Regions from separate parts of the Homo sapiens genome. Here region 1 is linked to region 2. A link is a contact called in ENCODE Hi-C or POLR2A ChIA-PET data. All regions are on one chromosome and are shown on one strand. The core of a region is the stretch at or near the end of the contact, and the rest is flanking DNA. Distances in the headings are between cores, read along the strand shown. Region 1 has its middle 16 kb from the start of IL6ST-DT. Region 2 overlaps ANKRD55 (ankyrin repeat domain 55).

Region 1 (4,789 bases), core at 2,167-4,666, 190 kb before region 2:
TTGACATTATGCCAACCAAAATATTTCTCTTTTTGGAAGCAACTAATGAGTTTCAATAATTCTTCTTGAGTCTTTCTCACATAAGGAAACAGGGCACATCATTAAAACTGCCCTGGAGGAAATTATATGATAATCTTTGTAAAACTAACATTCCAGAAGGGAGGGGACTTTACCAATGCAGGGGATTATTAATAGCTATTTTGTGCCTTCAGATGGCATGATGCTTTATGTGTTAGTGAATTTCACAGGATCACATATGTGCAAGGGGGCCAGGCTCGGATCAAGGGGGTATGTGGCTGCTGGCTCTGATTTTTGTTCTGCTGGGCCTTGGTGGAAGCAACCAGTTAGGCAAATAGAGCCAGGCACACTATCCTTAATGTATTAGACAATTGGTAATTCTTTGTTGTTTATGATGATAGGTTTGATAGGAATCTCTGGACATGGAGATAGAAAACCAGGTGGCTCTACCATTTATTAGTTCTATAACTATAGACAGATTACTTGTCTCACCTGAACCTCCATTTCCTTATCTGTAAAATGGAAATACAATCTCTTTCAATAAGTTGTTATGAAATCTAAATAAGATAATATATGTAAAAGTGCTAGACATGGAAAAATATTTTATAATTTTTAAGGTATATTATTATTGTTGTTATGATTATCATTACTAGTAAGTTTAATCATGGAAGACTTATGGACTGACTAGTAAACTAGGATAACTTAGTGGGGATCTGTGGTTTGGAGTCTCAAAATAATAATGAAAGCCTAAATGTCAGACCTTTTTTTTTTCCCCTGAGACGGAGTTTCACTCTTGTTGCTCAGGCTGGAGTGCAATGGTGCAATCTTGGCTCACCGCAATCTCTGCCTCCCGGGTTCAAGCAATTCTCCTGCCTCAGCCTCCTGAGTAGCTGGGATTACAGGTGCCTGCCACCACGACTGGCTAATTTTGTATTTTTAGTCGGGACAGGGTTTCTCCATGTTGGTCAGGCTGGTCTTGAACTCCCAACCTCAGGTAATCCGCCTGCCTTGGCCTCCCAAAGTGCTGGGATTACAGGCGTGAGCCACTGCGCCTGGCCCAGACCTTTATTTTACACACACACACACACACACACACACACACACACACACACACACACTGCAGTTTGTTTCACTGAAGACATTGGGACTTGGTTTCAATTAGTTTCTGGTTCAAACAATTAGTTAATGGCAGGATCAAGATGATAAACCACTGTTTTGGCCAGGCACGGTGGCTCATGCCTGTAATCCCAGCACTTTGGGAGGCCGAAGCGGGTGGATTACTTGAGGTCAGCCTGGCCAGCATGGTGAAACCCTATCTTTACTAAAAATACAAAAATTAGCTGGACATGATAGCTGGTGCCTATAATCCCAGCTACTTGGGAGGCTGAGGCAGGAGAATCACTTGCACCCAGAAGGTGGAGGTTGCAGTGAGCCAAGATCACACCACTGTACTCCAGCCTGGGAGACAGAGCGAGACTCTGTCTCAAAAAGAAAAAAACAGCAAAAAAATGATAAACCACTATTTCAAGTAAATGTGAAATAGGACTGAGCGTTGAAGCAGCCTGAATCTGACATTAAATCCTATGGTGACCTATCACATGGAGACACAGAGGCTTGCGGGCAAATAACTGAAGTTCTTGATAACTAAGCTTGATGGAGGACACAGAGAGATTGTTCAGGCTAAGAATCACCAATGGATTTTTGTCATTTTAATGATATTATTAATCTGTAAAGGTATTGTTTAGAAAACATTGCCATCATATAATTCTTGTTAATTGCTTAGGATAATAAATAATATCTGCCATTTATTATTAATCACCCATTACATGCCAGGCATTCTACTTAAATCATGTCACTTAATCCCTTCGACCATCTGGAAAGTGGCACTACTGTCCCATTTTACAGATGAAATCAAAGCTCAGAGACACTAGGGAACTTGCTCAAGGTCACACAGTGGGTAAATGTCAGAGCCAGGATTCTAATTCACATTTGTATGACACTGAAGCTCAGGCCCTTTCTATCACTTACAGTTAATGAGTGTGGATGACCCAGAGACTAAGATTGTTTCCTTCATGGCCACATCTTTAATTTCTGCCAATCTGAAAACAAAACTTCTGCACAAGCGTTAGTGTCCTTAACCAGAGCTGCTTGCCCAACACAGTCCACACCATTAAGATTCTCTACTGCAAACAGGGCTTTCGATCCTTCCCTTTTACAGTGAATTCACACTCAGTTTGACCCCAGCTCTCCAAAGCTTTCTATCTGATCTTGTTTTCTGTTTTCAATTTTCATAAGCATGTCAGATTCCTTTCTTGAATGTGAAGGGGAGGAAAAGAATCATTATATAGGCCGGGCGCGGTGGCTCACGCCTGTAATACCAGCACTTTGGGAGGCCGAGGCGGTCGGATCACCTGAGGTCAGGAGTTCGAGACTGGCCTAGCCAACATGGTGAAACCCAGTCTCTACTAAAAATACAAAAAAATTAGCTGGGCGTGGTGGCGGGCACCTGTAGTCTCAGCTACTTGGGAGGCTGAGGCAGGAGAATCACTTGAGCCAGAGAGGCATAGGTTGCAGTGAGCCATGATCACACTGTTGCACTCCAGCCTGAGCAACAAGAGCGAAACTCCATCTCAAAAAAAAAATCATTATATAAAGTCAAATATGGATACCTTTTGTTTGAATAAACATGAGAGATTAGGGCAAACACTCAGGTTAAATAGGATATGACTACTGCTTAGGGTTAAAGCATGACAATAAATATTTTTAGACAACTAACTGAAAGACAGGTCTGTCCTCTCATTTTCCTGAGACCCATATACATACTTGAACATTAAGCAACGGGTCCTGGAGAGGGAGGTAAGAAGTATTTCACATTTCTACAATTTTGCTGAAATAATCTTACATGTAGAACATACACATCATGCTTTTATTTGGAAAACCTCATTCCACATGGAGGGCATTTGGGCTGTGACGGGGTGGGCAGATGACTAAGTCGGAGTCAGAACATCTCTATTTGAGCTCTGTAACTTCCTGACTATGCAGCCTTTGGCAAATCACATAATCATTCTGAATTTCACTTTCCTAATCAGTAAAATGTGACTAACAACAGCTGTCCCTGACTACTGCAGAAGGATAGTATGAGGGCCAAATGGGAGAAGAGATGGGAAAGGGCTTTCTAAACTGTAAAGTGCTGGGCAGATGTTAAGAGTTAATGTCAACTCTTGGAGAACATCCTAGCTTTGTGTATTACTATGAGTGAGAAGGTGGCAGGCTGCGGAGGTGGTGGTGGTGTGCTAAGGAGGATACTGGCAGTTTTTATATTCAGATGCTAAATCACAGCTGTTGGGCAGGCAGAAAGCCAGGGCAAAGCCTGCTCTCTCTAGCTGCACCTGAAACCCCAGTTTCCTCTACACTATTCACTAACTGCCCTGCCTATGAGCAGGGAAGTGTAAGGCCCTTCACCTCCCACAATCACAAGCAGGAGGGAAGAAGCCAGCACTGAGCCACAGAAAGGCTGAGTCACTAATAAAAACTACCATTTATCAAATGCTTACTATGTGTCAGGCAAGATGCTAAGCATTTTACATATATGATCTTATCTATTTCTCATATCAGCAAATAAAGCTGGTCTGATTATTATCCCCATTTTACAGATGAGGAAAGTGAGAGTCAGAGAAGTCAAATGACTTGCCTACGATTGTAATTAGACAGGAGTCTCTACCAAGAGTCAAATCCAGGAGATCTGATTGTAAAACCCACATCCTCAAACACTAAGCTATACTGCAACTTCTGGTTGCAACCTCACATGCTCAGCTTCCTGCCACCAAACACAACTCCATTGGTGGTATCCAGTTCCAAAGAGAGCAAATACAGAAAAGGACTTTGGGCGCTGATGCTGGCCGGGCAACTCCATTTCCTACTCACCACGCAGACCTCCCTTAGTACAATAATGTCCTAACTTGAGGAGTGACCAGGCATTTACCTGGTAACCTGTATCTTCTCAATGGGGAAAGAAAAGGAGAGCAAAATATGTTTGTGCCTCGAGTGTCTGGCTAATAGTTGTCATAAAGTTGTTTAACTCTAGTTAGGCCACAGCAGAATTAGAGTTATAATTTATTTTTTTTTTTGAGACAGAGTCTTGCTCTGTCTCCCAGGCTGGAGTACAGTGGCTCAGTCTCGGCTCACTGCAAGCTCTGCCGCCCGGGTTCACACCATTCTCCTGCCTCAGCCTCCCGAGTAGCTGGGACTACAGGCGCCCACCGCCACGCCCAGCTAATTTTTTGTATTTTTAGTAGAGACGGGGTTTCACCACGTTAGCCAGGATGGTCTTGATCTCCTGACCTCGTGATCCGCCCGCCTTGGCCTCCCAAAGTGCTGGGATTACAGGAGTGAGCCACTGCACCTGGCCAGAATTAGAGTTATAATTAAGGCAGGACGTGCCAAGGTGATCACAGCCAAAGGTCCCACTGTGACCTGGGAATGCGGTTGTTGTTAGCAGCGGCAACAACTGGTACTTCACCCAATCCCTCATTTCCATAGATCAACACAATCTCCATCTATAGCAAACATTTACTTAGCATCTGTGGAGTGCCATGCTCAACGTCAGGTGCCAGGAACATACACATGATAAGGCACTTTGACATGAGAAAAAGCAGTAGAAGGAAGTATATAATAATAACAGATTGGTGCTTCAGAAAGTACATGAAATTGAATTCTGAAGAGGAGGTGATATGGTTTGGCTGTGTCTCCACCCAAACCTTATCTTGATTTG
Region 2 (4,798 bases), core at 837-3,336:
GGTTGAATTGTGCTCTATTTCAATTCCCTTACCTCTCTAGTTTTCAGTTTATATTAGTTAAATTTTAATAACTTTGCAGGGCCCGGCAAATTAATAACCTACATGAAGTATTTTATCAGAGGGAAACTAATCTTACTGCTGAGCAGTGTGTTGTACTACATAGTGAATGTTTGTGTTTTGGAATCTAACAATTATTTAAGGTAATGGTGTTATGAATGGTTTAAAAATGTCTGGTGACTTGCTTATTTTAAGTGATCACCATTAAGTCAGAAAAATGTATTTTTAAATGTTTCTTAAAGTGGCTTTTGAACATTTTTAAACAGTTGATTTAAATAATGCATAAGATAAATTACCATGTTCAAAGTTAAAAAAAAAAAAAAACTTGGGTGTGGCTTGGTTTGGTGGCTCACGCCTGTAATCCCAGCACTTTGGGAGGCCGAGGTGGGCGGATCACAAGGTCAGGAGATCGAGACCATCCTGGCTAACACGGTGAAACCCTGTCTCTACTAAAAGTACAAAAAAATTAGCTGGGCGTGGTGGCGGGCGCCTGTAGTCCCAGCTACTTGGGAGGCTGAGGCAGGAGAATGGCATGAACCCGGGTGGTGGAGCTTGCAGTGAGCCGAGATCGCACCACTACACTCCAGCCTGGGTGACAGAGTGAGACTCTGTCTCAAAAAAAAAAAAAAGAGGCCGAGGTGAGAGGATCACTTGAGACCAGTAGTTGGAGACCAGCCTGAGCAACACAGCATCTCTACAATTGTGTTTTAATTGTAATATGTATATATATGAAATGTGTAAAAGTCCGTAAAAGCCTGGAAGAACGTGCATCAAAAAGTCTATAGAGATAATCTCTTGGATATTCTTCAGAACTTTCTATATTTTTCAAATTCTCTATAATGAATTTATGTTCTTTTATACCTGTCAGAATAAACCAAATTCAGGCTTACTAGCTTTAATAAACTAATACTAAGGGGGTACACAGAGCCTAGCATATCTATAACTAAGAAAGCAAGTCCTTGCTGTTTGATAACATCCTAAAAAAGAAAAAAGTATGTATTTTGCTAATTCTGACCTTTATAAATACTCTAGTAGGTTTTTTTTTAAAAAAGACATAGGTATGTATTTTAATTTTTATTAATTTTTACCTAAAAATTGGAAGAATAGACAGCCTTAAGATCATTTCTTTCCTTCATTTTTCATGGTCAAAAAACCTAACTGATTTCTGGATGTATCATAAATTATCCAATGTCAAGGGCTTAGCATTAATACTGGTATGTCAGACACGTAATAGGCTATTAAAAATGTTTTAGATTAGAGGACCTTCCTTAGAGTATCTCAAGTTTTACAAAAAGTTCCTTTTTTAGAGCTTCATATGGTGGCTCTGTCCTTGGGTTATTATGGAGCTCTTTGGGAAAGCCCTTGACTGCATCGGTTACTGGGCCCATTTTGTTGAAATTACCCAGAAGTTAGCTTGACATTTGTTCTGCCTAAGCTGTGACCCTTTTGCAAAAGGGCCAGGTCAGTGGAAGGGCACATTGGGTATTGCAATTTCAAGAGCTCAGACCAGGGTAATTTGGGGAGGCTTTCTTTGGTTTATTCTATTCTGAGGATTCTTGGGTGACTAAACACATCCTAGGGTCACCAATGATGTCTGGATTCATTTTGGACAACCACAGAGGACTCTGAAGCTCTTTCTTAGATTGTTCCTTGAAATAGAATTGATTGCCTCTGAAGAACTCATTCATCCATTTACTCATCTACCATATGCTAGTAAAATTGTAGTTACAAAGGCTACAGAGTTTCTGTCCCTAAGAAAGACATGCCCTAGTGGGAAGACAAATGTCTTATTTATGATTGAGACATACTGGAGATATTATGGCAGGACGGGAAGAATCACTTCAATGAACAGTTTCCTGGGCATTCCTCTAATTCCCTCTCTCCCCCTGCGGGATTATCCTGAATGCTTTGAAGAAACTGCATTCTTAGGGGTACCCAGAATGACCTATCCACAAAGTGGCGTCTTTCCACCTTTAAGGAGCATGCCAGGCCTTACACTGCACCACGATGGCTTCATGGGACAACATTGCCACCCACTGGTAATAAAGAGTCTCTGTGGACCTTCACCTGGGCCCTGAGTCAATCTGGAACTCTTTGGCCATGCAAGAACAAGTTAAAGGTCATTGATACAGCTGGCTGGCATTGAAACAAAATTAGTCTCATGTGACTTTTTTCAAATATATCAGGTGACACAAAGCATACATATAGAAAAATGGTAAGAGCACAAGCTCTGGGGCCTCACCTCTAGAGTCTGATTCTGGCACTGCCACTTACCTGCTAGCTATGTGACCTTAGGCAAGTTGCTTAACATCTCTATGTCCGTTCTTCACTTGCCAAATGGATAAGAATAGTGCCTCCCCCTTAGGGCTGTTCTGAGAGCTAAATGAATTAATTCATATGAAGTGCTTAAAGCAGTGCCTGGCCCAGAGTAAATATTCAAAGTGTGTTAATTAGTGGGGTGATTCCTCAAAGACCAAGAGGCAGAAATACCATTTGACCCAGCAATCCCATTACTAGGTATATACCCCAAGGAATATAAATCATTCTATTATAAAGATACTTGCATGCATATCACAATAGCAGCACTATTCACTGTTAGCAAAAACATGGAATCAACCTAAATGCCCATCAGTGATAAACTGGATAGAGAAAATGTGATACATATGCACCATGGAATACTATGCAGCAATAAAAAAGAACGAGGTCATGTCCTTTGCAGGGACATGGATGGAGTTGGAAGCCATTATCCTCAGCAAACTAATGCAGGAACAGAAAACCAAACACCACGTGTTCTCACTGATAAGTGGGAACTGAATGATGAGAACACATGGACACATGGAGAGGAACAACACACACTGGAGCCTGTCAGAGGGGGTGGTGTGGGGAGAGGGGGAGCATCAGGAAGAAGAGCTAATAGATGCCGAGCTTAATATTTAGGTGATGGGATTATCTGTGCAGCAAACAACCATGGCACACATTTACCTATGTAACAAACCTGCACATCCTACACATGTACCCTTGAACTTAAAATGAAAGTTAAAGAAAAAAAAAAACAAAGTGTGCCTGTTGTTATTATTATCCAAATTACTACTTTGACATTGATAGGCACTTGTGTCTCCTTGCTCTTAAACGAGACCCTTTGCCTTGTGCAGCAGGCTGTAGTAATTTTGTGAGCAGAAACATTTTTACCATTTCTCATGTCTTCTCCAGTCCCTCAGGGTGTATTTCCTGAGATGATAAGAGTGTTTTAGAAAGTGTCAGTCATATGAGAAGAAGAGAGTTTCTTTCTAACATTTTAAAGGGAAAAATAGCTCCGAACTTTCCACATGTACCAGTTGAGGGAACAAACATGCAAAGTGACCTTCATACCGTGGGAGTGGAAAAGAAGAGATTTCATTCTGTGGGGAGGAAGTCTTGCAACAATATTATCTCAAGAGTAAATATCTGACTGCAATCAGATCTTTCTTCCTAACCAAATTTGTGATGCAACACATGTTGTGTTTCTTTGAATGTTAGCATCTCTGTGCTCTTGCGGGGGTAGGTTTTCTGAGCTGTGAATGGCATTTCATGTTGAGCATCTCTCCTGCATGAAGAGGACCTGGGGAATGGAATTTTCTGTTTTAAGGAGTGTTTCTGTGTTGAAATTCAGTAAAGATGCCTCTTAGAATGCACTTTAATAGAATGCATCTTTATTTTAATAATATTAATTCTTAAAAATATCTTAATCTTTATGTATGGGGCCTTTAGGATGGAGGCAATATACACATTTACTGATTAATTTAGTACACATGTTCTGCTCAGATGGGCTTTCTCACCCACTGGGGTTTTGTGGAAACTTTTCTGATGTTAAAATATTATGTCAAGAAATACTTTGGTAATTAGGCAGTGATATGGTCTGGCTCTGTGTTCCCACCCAAATCTCATCTTGAATTGTAATCCGAATTGTAATCCCTACATGTTGGCGGAGGGACCTCGTGGGAGGTGATTAGATCATAGGGGTGGTTCCCCCATGCTGCTGTTCTCATAATAGTGAGTTCTCATGAGATCTGATGGTTTTTTTAAAATTTAATTTAATTTTATTATTATTATACTTTAAGTTTTAGGGTACATGTGCACAACATGCAGGTTAGTTACATATGTATACATGTGCCATGTTGTTGTGCTGCACCCATTAACTTGTCATTTAGCATTAGGTATATCTCCTAATGCTATCCCTCCCCACAACAGTCCCCGGTGTGTGATGTTCCCCTTCCCCTGTGTCCATGTGTTCTCATTGTTCAATTCCCACCTATGAGTGAGAACATGCGGTGTTTGGTTTTTTGTCCTTTCGATAGTTTGCTGAGAATGATGGTTTCCAGCTTCATCCATGTCCCTACAAAGGACATGAACTCATCATTTTTTATGGCTGCATAGTATTCCATGGTGTATATGTGCCACATTTTCTTAATCCAGTCTATTATTGTTGGACCTTTGGGTTGGTTCCAAGTCTTTGCTATTGTGAATACTGTCACAATGAACATATGTGTGCATGTGTCTTTATAGCAGCATGATTTATAGTCCTTTGGGTATATACCCAGTAATGGGATGGCTGGGTCAAATGGTATTTCTAGTTCTAGATCCCTGAGGAATCGCCACACTGACTTCCACAATGGTTGAACTAGTTTACAGTCCCACCAACAGTGTAAAAGTGTTCCTATTTCTCCACATCCTCTCCAGCACCTGTTGTGTTTTTTTAATGATT

Evidence for each region. Hi-C counts contacts between places; a loop is a spot of excess contacts on that map. ChIA-PET counts read pairs that join two places held with the same protein, here RNA polymerase II (POLR2A). Pooled maps may share reads with other maps.
Region 1: a loop to region 2 is called in a pooled map, with 3 times the contacts of the local background. The contact joins two enhancer-like sites. A Hi-C loop is called at or near these places in 1 of 168 maps with a recorded cell type or tissue (HepG2), 1 of 37 single-sample maps with no recorded cell type and 6 of 50 pooled maps. POLR2A ChIA-PET finds 5 or more read pairs at or near these places in 2 of 52 experiments (CD4-positive, alpha-beta T cell and activated naive CD4-positive, alpha-beta T cell).

What each region holds. Positions count from the first base shown.
Region 1 is chr5:56,009,000-56,013,788 of GRCh38, forward strand. No RefSeq gene overlaps it. Among named protein-coding and RNA genes, the nearest start is that of IL6ST-DT, 16 kb to the left of the region's middle. RefSeq lists enhancers at 2,986-3,055, 3,206-3,335 and a silencer at 3,466-3,515. Within about 2 kb of position 3,417, at least 13 of the 41 ENCODE cell types and tissues checked have a DNase peak (open chromatin) inside an H3K27ac peak, as active enhancers do.
Region 2 is chr5:56,199,219-56,204,016 of GRCh38, forward strand. The region is part of intron 2 of ANKRD55 (ankyrin repeat domain 55); the gene reads right to left. Among named protein-coding and RNA genes, the nearest start is that of ANKRD55, 32 kb to the right of the region's middle. Within about 2 kb of position 2,087, at least 2 of the 41 ENCODE cell types and tissues checked have a DNase peak (open chromatin) inside an H3K27ac peak, as active enhancers do.